Linked DNA regions of Homo sapiens: region 2 is linked to region 1. A link is a contact called in ENCODE Hi-C or POLR2A ChIA-PET data. All regions are on one chromosome and are shown on one strand. Each heading gives the region's core, a stretch centred on a gene start or an enhancer-like site at or near the end of the contact. The rest is flanking DNA. Distances are from core to core; before and after follow the strand shown.

Region 1 (5,113 bases), core at 1,192-3,691:
ATTCCTCTTGCATCAATCAGGTAAAGAAGATTCTACTGTCTCCAACTATGAATCCTGACCAAACTGGTAAAAATGTAAATTAAGGGAATGGTCATGGAATTTGATAGGTGGATAAAGATATAAACCAAATTATGGGGTTTATGTTTATTATTTACATGGAATTGTTTTTTACAGGTGTAATGCCTGTATATAGTCTTTTATGCTAAATAAAATTGTCAAAGAAAAATGATCCCTATTTTGTCTTTGCCTTGGCTTAGAAATATGAACTATATAGAAATGGGTGAGCTTTGTTTACACAAAATTATGAGTTTGATACCACATAAATCTTCTAAATATTTGTGTGGCCCAAAGATGCTAACAAAAGCAAAAGAAAAATAATAAAGTGGCTATTGGTGTTTTGGAAGTGTACAAAAAGACTCACAAAATGGTTAACAGGAAATAAGCTCTAGTTTTATGTTTATTTTATACAAATAAAAATATGATGCTAAGTCCTGTAAAAAGTTATTCTCTAATTAGCCAGGCATGATGGCAGGTGCCTGTAATCCCAGCTACTCGGGAGGCTGAGTTGGGAGAATCTATTGAACCCGGGAGACAGTGGTTGCAGTGAGCTGAGATCACGCCACTGCACTCCAACCTGGGCGGCTGAGGAGACTCCATCTCAAAAAAAAAAAAAAAAATGTTATTCTCTATAAGGTTGATGTGGTGCAAAAGTTATTGAATAAGATTTATTAAACTGTGCTGGCACAATATATCACACAAACACATAATATTGTTTGTATGGTTCAATTCAGACTAAACAATGGTACTAGTTCTCTTCCTTGCAGATGAATGTGAACAGCATCCTGTGAGATTCAGTGTTTTTAAAGCTCCCTGCAATCTGAGAGATGGTTATTTATCACCATAATAAATAATATTTATTTGTGGTTTTGAGGTATTTTATGTAGGCAGGACTATTAATAATGAGTATACTTTATACACCAGGATTTGAAAGGGTATTTATTTCATATCGAGGTAGGTTTCTTTGTGTTATAGGAAAGAAAATAAAATAAATTCCTTGGGTAAGCATTTTCTCCACTATCAATCAGGGTTATCCATTGTCAAAAGGACCTTCTTTTACTAGTTATAGCAGAATATAAATGTATTAGCATGAGTCGTGTGGTTTGCAGAAATCTCTGGCAGGTTTGGACCACCAGAAGATGGCTCAAACCATGCTCTGCTGCTGGGACTCAGATATGGCAGTTCACTATTACCCAGGGCTGGCTTTGGGTATTGCCATTGGGCCTCCTCAAAACAAATGAATGTCTGTCACATCATATTCCCTTGCAGGAGTGAATTTTACACAGCTTCTTCATCTTCCTGTTACTTTTGCCTTGACCAGGTGATGGGCAAGATGCTCATTCCCTGTCTGAGTCCTGTCTGCTAGGGACCAGGGAAAGGTCCTGCTGGCTTTTACCTTGGGGAGGTGAGGCTTTTTATGGCAACAAGTTCCCATACACTGTAAAGATGTGCACAGTTGCTATGCAGCCTCAACGTATAACAAATATCCATTCTACTATATCCTTTGATGAAGGAAGCACAGTCACAGAGATGGGAATATAATTCTTTCTGAATTTCCAGCCTGTTTCATTTGGTCCTCTTTATCTAAATCATTTCTTGAAAGCAGCTCAGGAGTGAGAAACTAATGCGAAAGTGTTGATGGCTTTTGGATGTTGTGATATTGATTGATTTTACCTTCACAATTATGAATTTGTAAAATCAAGTATAGATATACCTAATACACAATAGTCATGAAATAGAATACTTGACTATTGATAAAACAGTGGAATGTAGAGAAGGATCTTTAAAAATTCTTTCCAGATACCAACATGCTTACCCATTTCACCTTTTACAAAGTCCCAAAGGAGTTTGGAAAAAAGTAGGCTGACTTTTTCTCTTTAAACAGATTTTTTTTTTTTTTTTTTGTAAAGAGAGTAAAGGCTTCCAAGGGGAAAGGATCAACTAAACAGGTCCAGTTTATGTGGAATGCTCTCGGAGTGATGGAAATCCCAGAGAAGCGGAAGGTGATGTGGAGAGATGGGAATGAATGGAATTTTCTTCCTTCAGTAAAGTAGGTTTATAGAGAGGTAGTGTTAGTTTTCTCCAGGTTCCAACTGGACAGAAATAAATAAAAAGGTAGTAGGAGGGGATCAGGGTTCCTAGTTGCATGCAACAGAAACCACATCTGGATAGCTTGGGAGAAAAGATATTTGTTGGAAAAATGTTGAATAGCTTATGAATCAAGTTTAGGAAATAGTCAAGAGCTAAGGAAGTCTGTGTAGCTGAGAATATGACCAGATTCATGTCTCAGGAAAGTCTGGTAGAATGTCACTGCTGTTGCTACTGGATACTTGCCACCATTTCCATGGACACTCAATTTCGCAATCCTCTTATGAATGAATAACAGGATACTCCTGTATGTTAACATCATCCCCTCAGGATTCCAAGTATTGTGTGGAAGTTCCTACTGGGAGAGTTGAGGCCACATGCTATTCCAATAGCTGCCAGGGACCTTTCTGGCTTTCCTGGTGAAAGGGGACAACCTATCATCCATCAAGATCTTCAAATAAAGATTCCTTCCCTCCAATAGGAAGCCTGATCGAATACCATGTAACCAAAAGTAATAGCATCAGCCTTGACAAATATCTACCACTTGGGAGTCAACAACCCTCGGTTGTGAGAAAAACGTCATGTACTCAGGCTGCCCACAGTCTTCCTGGGTTCAGGTTGGCTAGAGGTGGAAAAGGGACATCTATATTGAAACCTACCTGAGAGGCATCCTGTCCAGATCAATGTGGGTGGCCAAAATCAGCTGGAATCACAGCTGCTGGAAAGGTGACTGGGAGAAGTGTGAGGAGGTATAGTAGACGAAGAGCAGCCAAAGGTATGGGATACTGAAGCGGCATCTCGCCTGCAGTGAGTTACAGAACATCTCAGTGATGCCCTCAGCCATTAGCAGCACTGCAGCTGGTGAACAGAAAGGGAGAAAGAGGATGCAGGCGTTTCAGAATGATCATGGCTATGGATTTAATTACAATTATTGAATTATACAAACCCACTCAATTATCCTTGACAGGGATAGTGGTCAGACATGTTACCCAGATAGCTTTATTTATTCATTTTTCTTGAAGAAAAATGGCCCTATAATTTTTATAAAAATGACATATGCCATCATTAATAATTCAAACAATATAGAAAAGTCCATGTCAAAAGTCAACTATTGCCCTCTGGAAAAAATAATTAATGTTTGGTGAATAATTTGTGAATATTACTTAGACATCTCTATCCATATATATTGCTAAAACAATAGCTAAAAATATTATTTTTTGAATGAAACCCAACAAATAATATTTGAAAGAGTTACTAAACTTCAGGTATATCTTTCTTCACTCATAAAAATTTGGAGGATAAATTTTAAAATTGATGAGTCATGCAATATGTAAAGTTTAATAAAATTTTACAAGTAAATATGCTTTTTATTGACACTAGACATTATAATAAAGCTTGATGCATTTTTATAAACAAATATACCCATATAACTACAATCCAGATCAAAATTTAGAACATCTCCAGCCTCCCAGTCAGTATTGTGCTCCCACAGGTAACCCACCATTCTGACTTCTAGCACCAAAAATTAGTTTTGCTTGTTTTTGAACTTCAAATAAATGAAATCGTACAGTGCATATTCTTTTGTGTCAGTCTTCTTTTGCGTACCATTAGCATCTCTGAGACCCGTTCACATTGTTGAATATAGCAATAATTCAGTCTTTTTCATTACTGTACACATTCTATTGCATAACATACTACAATTAATTTATTCATCCTACTGCTGATAGACATTTGGATTGTTTCTAGTTTTTGCTTCTTATAGATAAAACTGCTTCTAACATTATTTTATGTTGTTTGGTGCACATATGCACTCATTTTGTTGGGGATATATCTAAGAGTGGAATTGCTGGATTGTAAGGCCTATATACATCCAACTTTAGCAGATACTGCCAAAGAGTTTTAAAAAGTGGCTGCACTGCTGTACATTTCCATTAGCAGTGTGAGTTTTGGCTGTTCCACAACTTTACTAACATATGGTAATTTTGAAAAGGCATCCTGATAAATTTTAGTGTTATCACATTTTGGCTTCATTTCTGTAACCAAAGTTGTTGGACATCTTTTCATATGCTTATTTGTTATTTGGATGCTGTATTTTTTAAAAGTCCCTTTTTGAGCCTTTGGCCCAGTTTTTAAAAATTGGATTGTTTTTCTTCATTTCTTTTTTAAGATTTATGTATTCTGAGTGTAAGTTCTTTGACAGAGTTGAATTCAAATGTCTTTTTCATATAACGTTTTGAAATTTCATCTTCATACAATTTTATAGAAACCTGAGATTTAACTAACCCATTTACGGTTAAAAAAGATAGAGCTAGCAAGGTAAAATGATTTGTCCAGGGTGCTAAAGTAGGTTACAGATAAGAGCCAGGGTTATTTTGTCTCAAAGTTTTTCTTAAATTTTAACACTTTGCTTTTCCTAAGCAACTAAAAGTAAATAATTTAATCAAAATACAAAATTTTCACAATAAAAATCAGCCTCAGGTTTACAGAGCTTTTTCTTTTTTTTTTTTTTTAATTATACTTTAAGTTCTAGGGTACATGTGCACAATGTGCAGGTTTGTTACAGATGTATACATGTGCCATGTTGGTTTGCTGCACCGATTAACTCATCATTTACATTAAGTATTTCTCCTAATGCTATCCCTCCCTCTGCCTCCCACCCCACGACAGGCCCTGGGGTGTGATGTTCTCCTCCCTGTGTCCAAGTATTCTCATTGTTCAGTTCCCACCTATGAGTGAGAACATGTGGTGTTTGGTTTTCTGTCCTTGTGATAGTTTGCTGAGAATGATGGTTTCCAGCTTCATCCATGTTACTGCAAAGGACATGAACTCATCATTTTTCATGGCTGCATAGTATTCCATGGTATATATGTGCCACATTTTCTTAATCCAGTCTATCATCGATGGATATTTGGGTTGGTTCCAAGTCTTTGCTATTGTGAATAGTGCTGCAATAAACATACGTGTGCAT
Region 2 (4,354 bases), core at 130-2,629, 130 kb before region 1:
TTAGAGAAATGCAAATCAAAACCACACTAAGATACCATCTCATGCCAGTCAAAATGGGGATTATTAAAAAGTCAAGAAACAATAGATGCTGGTGAGGCTGTGGAGAAATAGGAACATTTTTACACTGTTGGTGGGAATGTAAATTAGTTCAACCATTGTGGAAGACAGTGTGGTGATTCCTCAAGGATCTAGAACCAGAAATACCATTTGACTCAGCAATCCCATTACTCGGTATATACCCAAAGGAATATAAATCATTCTACTATAAAGATACATGCACATGTATGTTTATTGCAGCACTATTTACAATAGCAAAGACATGGAACCAACCCAAATGCCCATCAATGATAGACTGGATAATGAAAATGTGGCACATATGCACCATGGAATACTATGCAGCCATTAAAAAGGAATGAGATCATGTCCTTTGCAGGAACATGGATGGAGCTGGAAGCCATCATCCTCAGCAAACTAACACAGGAACTGAAAACCAAACACTGCATGTTCTCACTGGTAAGTGGGAGCTGAACAATGAGAATACATGGACACAGGTTGGGCGTGGTGGCTCACACCTGTAATCTCAGCACTTTGGGAGGCCAAGTCGGGCAGATCACAAGGTCAGATCGAGACCATCCTGGCTAACAGAGCGAAACCCTGTCTCTACTAAAAATAAAAAAAAAAAAAAATGCAAAAAATTAGCCGGGTGTGGTGGTGGGCACCTGTAGTTCCAGCTACTCGGGAGGCTGAAGCAGGAGAATGGTGTGAATCCGGGAGGTGGAGCTTGCAGTGAGCCGAGATCGCACCACTGCACTCCAGCCTGGGCGACAGAGCGAGACTCTGTCTCAAAAAAAAAAAAAAAAAAAAAAGAGAATACATGGACATAGGGAGAGGAACAACCCATGCCAGGGCCTGTCAGGGAGTGGGGGCCAAGGGGAGGGAGAGCATTAGGGCAAATGCCTAATGCATGTGTGACTTAAAACCTAGATGATGAGTTGATAGGTACAAGTAACCACCACAGCACATGTATACCTATGTAACAAACCTGTACGTTCTGTACATGTATCCTGGAACTCAAAGTTTAAAAAAAAAAAAAGGTACTCTTGTCTGGTTTATTACTGTTGTATCATAAATCAGACTATTTAAAAGGTCTCGCCTTTCAAAATGCAGCAAGAATCAAGGGGCCACTCCCGCATGTTTCCTGCATACTCCATGCACAAGAATCGCCTTCTGCTTAGACTGCACTTCCCCTCCTGGGCAAACTCTTACTCACTCTCCAACACCCAGTTCAATTGTTACATGCTTTTTAAAGAATTTCATGTGCCCCAGTGGCATTTTATAGATATGGTCTATCACCATGTTTACATTTTATTGTGTTAGTTATGAGTGTATCTCCCCACAAGATTGGGAACTATGTCTTACTCACTTTTCCATTTCTGGCCCTTAGTGCAGTGCTTGTCACAAAGCTTTTCCACAGTAAATGGCTCAGGGTTTGACTGCCAGAGTGGCAGTGTAGAAGCTGAAAATCTGGATTCCAACCCTTCTCTGCTCCTCATTAGCTGTATGACCTTAGCCAAGTCTTTTAAATCCTTAAAAATTCAGTTTCCTCACCCACAAAATGAAGATGATAATACTTACAACTTGACAGCAGTGCCATGATTTAAAACCCCCCAGAGATATTAGTGCCTCTTTGGGAAATGAGCTGGGTTAGAATATATGAAATTTATCATTAGAATTTTGTAGCTGGGCATAGCATGGTTTTGACAGAGGTCTCCCGAGGGGAAATTTGAGGTATTATGAATTATTTAATTATGACTATAATATTTAATAACTACTTGCCTTAAAATATTTTTTAAAGAAATTATATCCTTCAATTCCCAGAAATGCATCCAGGGGACTTTATTCAGGGCTGGAGGGAGACCTCAGAACCAGCATTCTTTGGGGATTACTGTACTTGGGACCAAAGGCTGAGGACGCCTGGCTTCATCCTCATTCATTGGGCAATGCCACAGGGAACATTTAACAACATTCCCGTGATGCTTCTGCTCTCTGTTTGTTGCATTGGAGGCAACTTGGAACAGAAAGATGATGGGCTCTGGGGCCAGATGATTCACCTACCTGTGTATCATGTTCAGGAAATTGTTTAACATTTCTGAGCCTCATTTTCCTCATCTTTTAAAAAATGAGAAAAATGGTCAGGCGCGGTGGCTCATGCCTGTAATCTCAGCACTTTGGGAGGCAGAGGCAGTTGAATCATCTGAGGTCAGGAGTTCAAGACCAGCCTGGCCAACATGGCGAAACCCCTTCTCTACTAAAAATACAAAAATTAGCTGGGACATTCCCACACTTGTAGTTCCAGCTACTCAGGAGGCTGAAGCAGGAGAATCACTTGTACCCGGTGGGTAGAGGCTTCAGTGAGCCAAGATCGCACCATTGTACTCTAGCCTGGGCAGCAGAGTAAAACTCAAAAAGGGAAAAATAACAAAAGTTCTTTCTCCCATACTTGCTTTGAAACGGAAATAAGGTCATATGAATAAAAGATCTAACAGACGTGGGGCCCATAGTGAATACTTGCCCAGTATTAGCTGAATTTTATTCATGGAGGACAAAGCACTTTCGTTTGTTTGTTTGTCTTTTTGAGACAGAGTCTCACTTTGTCGCCCATGCTGGAGTGCAGTGGTGCGATCTCAGTTGGTTCAAGTGATTCTTGTGGTTCAGCCTCCAGAGTAGCTGGGATTACAAGCGCCCACGACCACACCCGGCTACCTTTTTGTATTTTTAGTAGAGATGGGGTTTCGCCATGTTGGCCAGGCTGGTCTTGAATGCCCGGCCTCAAGTGATCCGCCTGCCTCAGCCTCCCAAAGTGTTAGGATTACGGGCATAAGCCACTACATAGCCAGGACAAAGCACATTTTAAACATCTTTCTCCACTGTGTGGTAGTATCTGGCTTGCCTTTTCACTATCAGAGGCTCTGGTGCAAAGAGCCGTGAACTCACGTATTAAATTCTTCTAGTGTTCTTAATAGGGGTATTATTTTTGCCTAGTAATAATGATCATATTCATAACAATAGCAACCACAGTGAACATATACTAAACATTAGTGTGCTTGCATTTTTCTACATGCTTCGTATATACTAACTCAACAGTACTGTGAAAAAAGTTCTAATATTAACCCCCCTTAACAGGCTGAGGTGCAAATGGATTAAGAAATTGTTCAGTGTCACTCACACAGTTGGAAACTGGGGAACCAGGATTTTAAAACAGATGTTTGCCACCAGAGCACATCTTCTTAACCACTAGGCCTCACTGTCTGATGGCTGCGTGTTGGTTTGTTCATTCATCCAGTAAATGCATATTGAGCAGTTATTTATACCAATCATTGAAACCGAGTGGATGAATAAGACACACTTTCAATTCTCAGAGAGTTCACAACTTAGTAGTCAAGACAGATAGGTAAATAAATGGCTTCCATGTAATGTGGTTAAAACAACAGCAGAGGTCAGTATTAGGTACAGTGGAAGCACTAATGTGGCAGGACTTGATTCTATGGCTAATTTCCTCCTGACAGATAAAGGGGCCCCTTGAATGAACTAAACAGTGAACAGGTAAATGGCCCTGCTACAGAAATGAGTACCCAGCAGCTGCTGTGGCTGGTCAGATGCAGGTAACTGCTGATCAGTCTAGTGTGAAACCTACTTAGAGATCATTTAGGTAGTCATTCAGCCCAATATTTTACTACTTGAGTTATCTTCTTTGTCTGAGAAAAGAAAGATAATAAAATACTATGTGACTTAGAAGCCAGGCAGTTGCTATATGTGTTCTCATGATCAATAAAACTGATAAACTACGAAACAGATACTCAACTTGTCCTATAAAAACAAAAAAGTGCTGTGGTTTTGACGTTCACGTTCTACAAGACTGTGTTTTCGTCAGTGTTAGATTGCGAGATGGTGATCTCAAAGTTTGTTCTGAGCAGGGGGAAGTAAGAAAAAAAAAGTTTTAGATATGTCCTTCCTTCTTGAAGCCACTTTCTATGTTGACTGCTTTTTTTTTTTTTTTTTTTTTTTATGAGATGGAGTCTCATTCTGTTGCCCAGGCTGGAGTGCAGTGGCGTGATCTCGGCTCATTGCAACCTCTCCCTCCTGGGTTCAAGCGATTCTCCTGCCTCAGCCTCCAGAGTAGCTGGGATTATAGGTGCCACCACTATGCTCAGCTAATTTTTCTGTATTTTTAGTAGAGAAGGGGTTTCACCATGTTGGCCAGGCTGGTCACAAACTCTGGACTTCAAGTGATCCTCCCGCCTCGGCTTCCAAAAGTGCTAGGATTACAGGTGTGAGCCACCGGGCCTGGCTGACT

Evidence for each region. A loop is a pair of places that touch in the nucleus more often than their neighbours do. ChIA-PET counts read pairs that join two places held with the same protein, here RNA polymerase II (POLR2A). Pooled maps may share reads with other maps.
Region 2: a pooled map shows a loop between it and region 1 (2.2-fold over the local background). The contact joins two enhancer-like sites. A Hi-C loop is called at or near these places in 6 of 50 pooled maps. POLR2A ChIA-PET finds 5 or more read pairs at or near these places in 2 of 52 experiments (H1 and activated naive CD4-positive, alpha-beta T cell).

Annotation. Positions count from the first base shown.
Region 1 is chr4:121,592,304-121,597,416 of GRCh38, reverse strand. No RefSeq gene overlaps it. Among named protein-coding and RNA genes, the nearest start is that of ANXA5, 100 kb to the left of the region's middle. Within about 2 kb of position 2,441, at least 2 of the 41 ENCODE cell types and tissues checked have a DNase peak (open chromatin) inside an H3K27ac peak, as active enhancers do.
Region 2 is chr4:121,726,001-121,730,354 of GRCh38, reverse strand. No RefSeq gene overlaps it. Among named protein-coding and RNA genes, the nearest start is that of ANXA5, 31 kb to the right of the region's middle. RefSeq lists a silencer at 3,290-3,469. Within about 2 kb of position 1,379, at least 4 of the 41 ENCODE cell types and tissues checked have a DNase peak (open chromatin) inside an H3K27ac peak, as active enhancers do.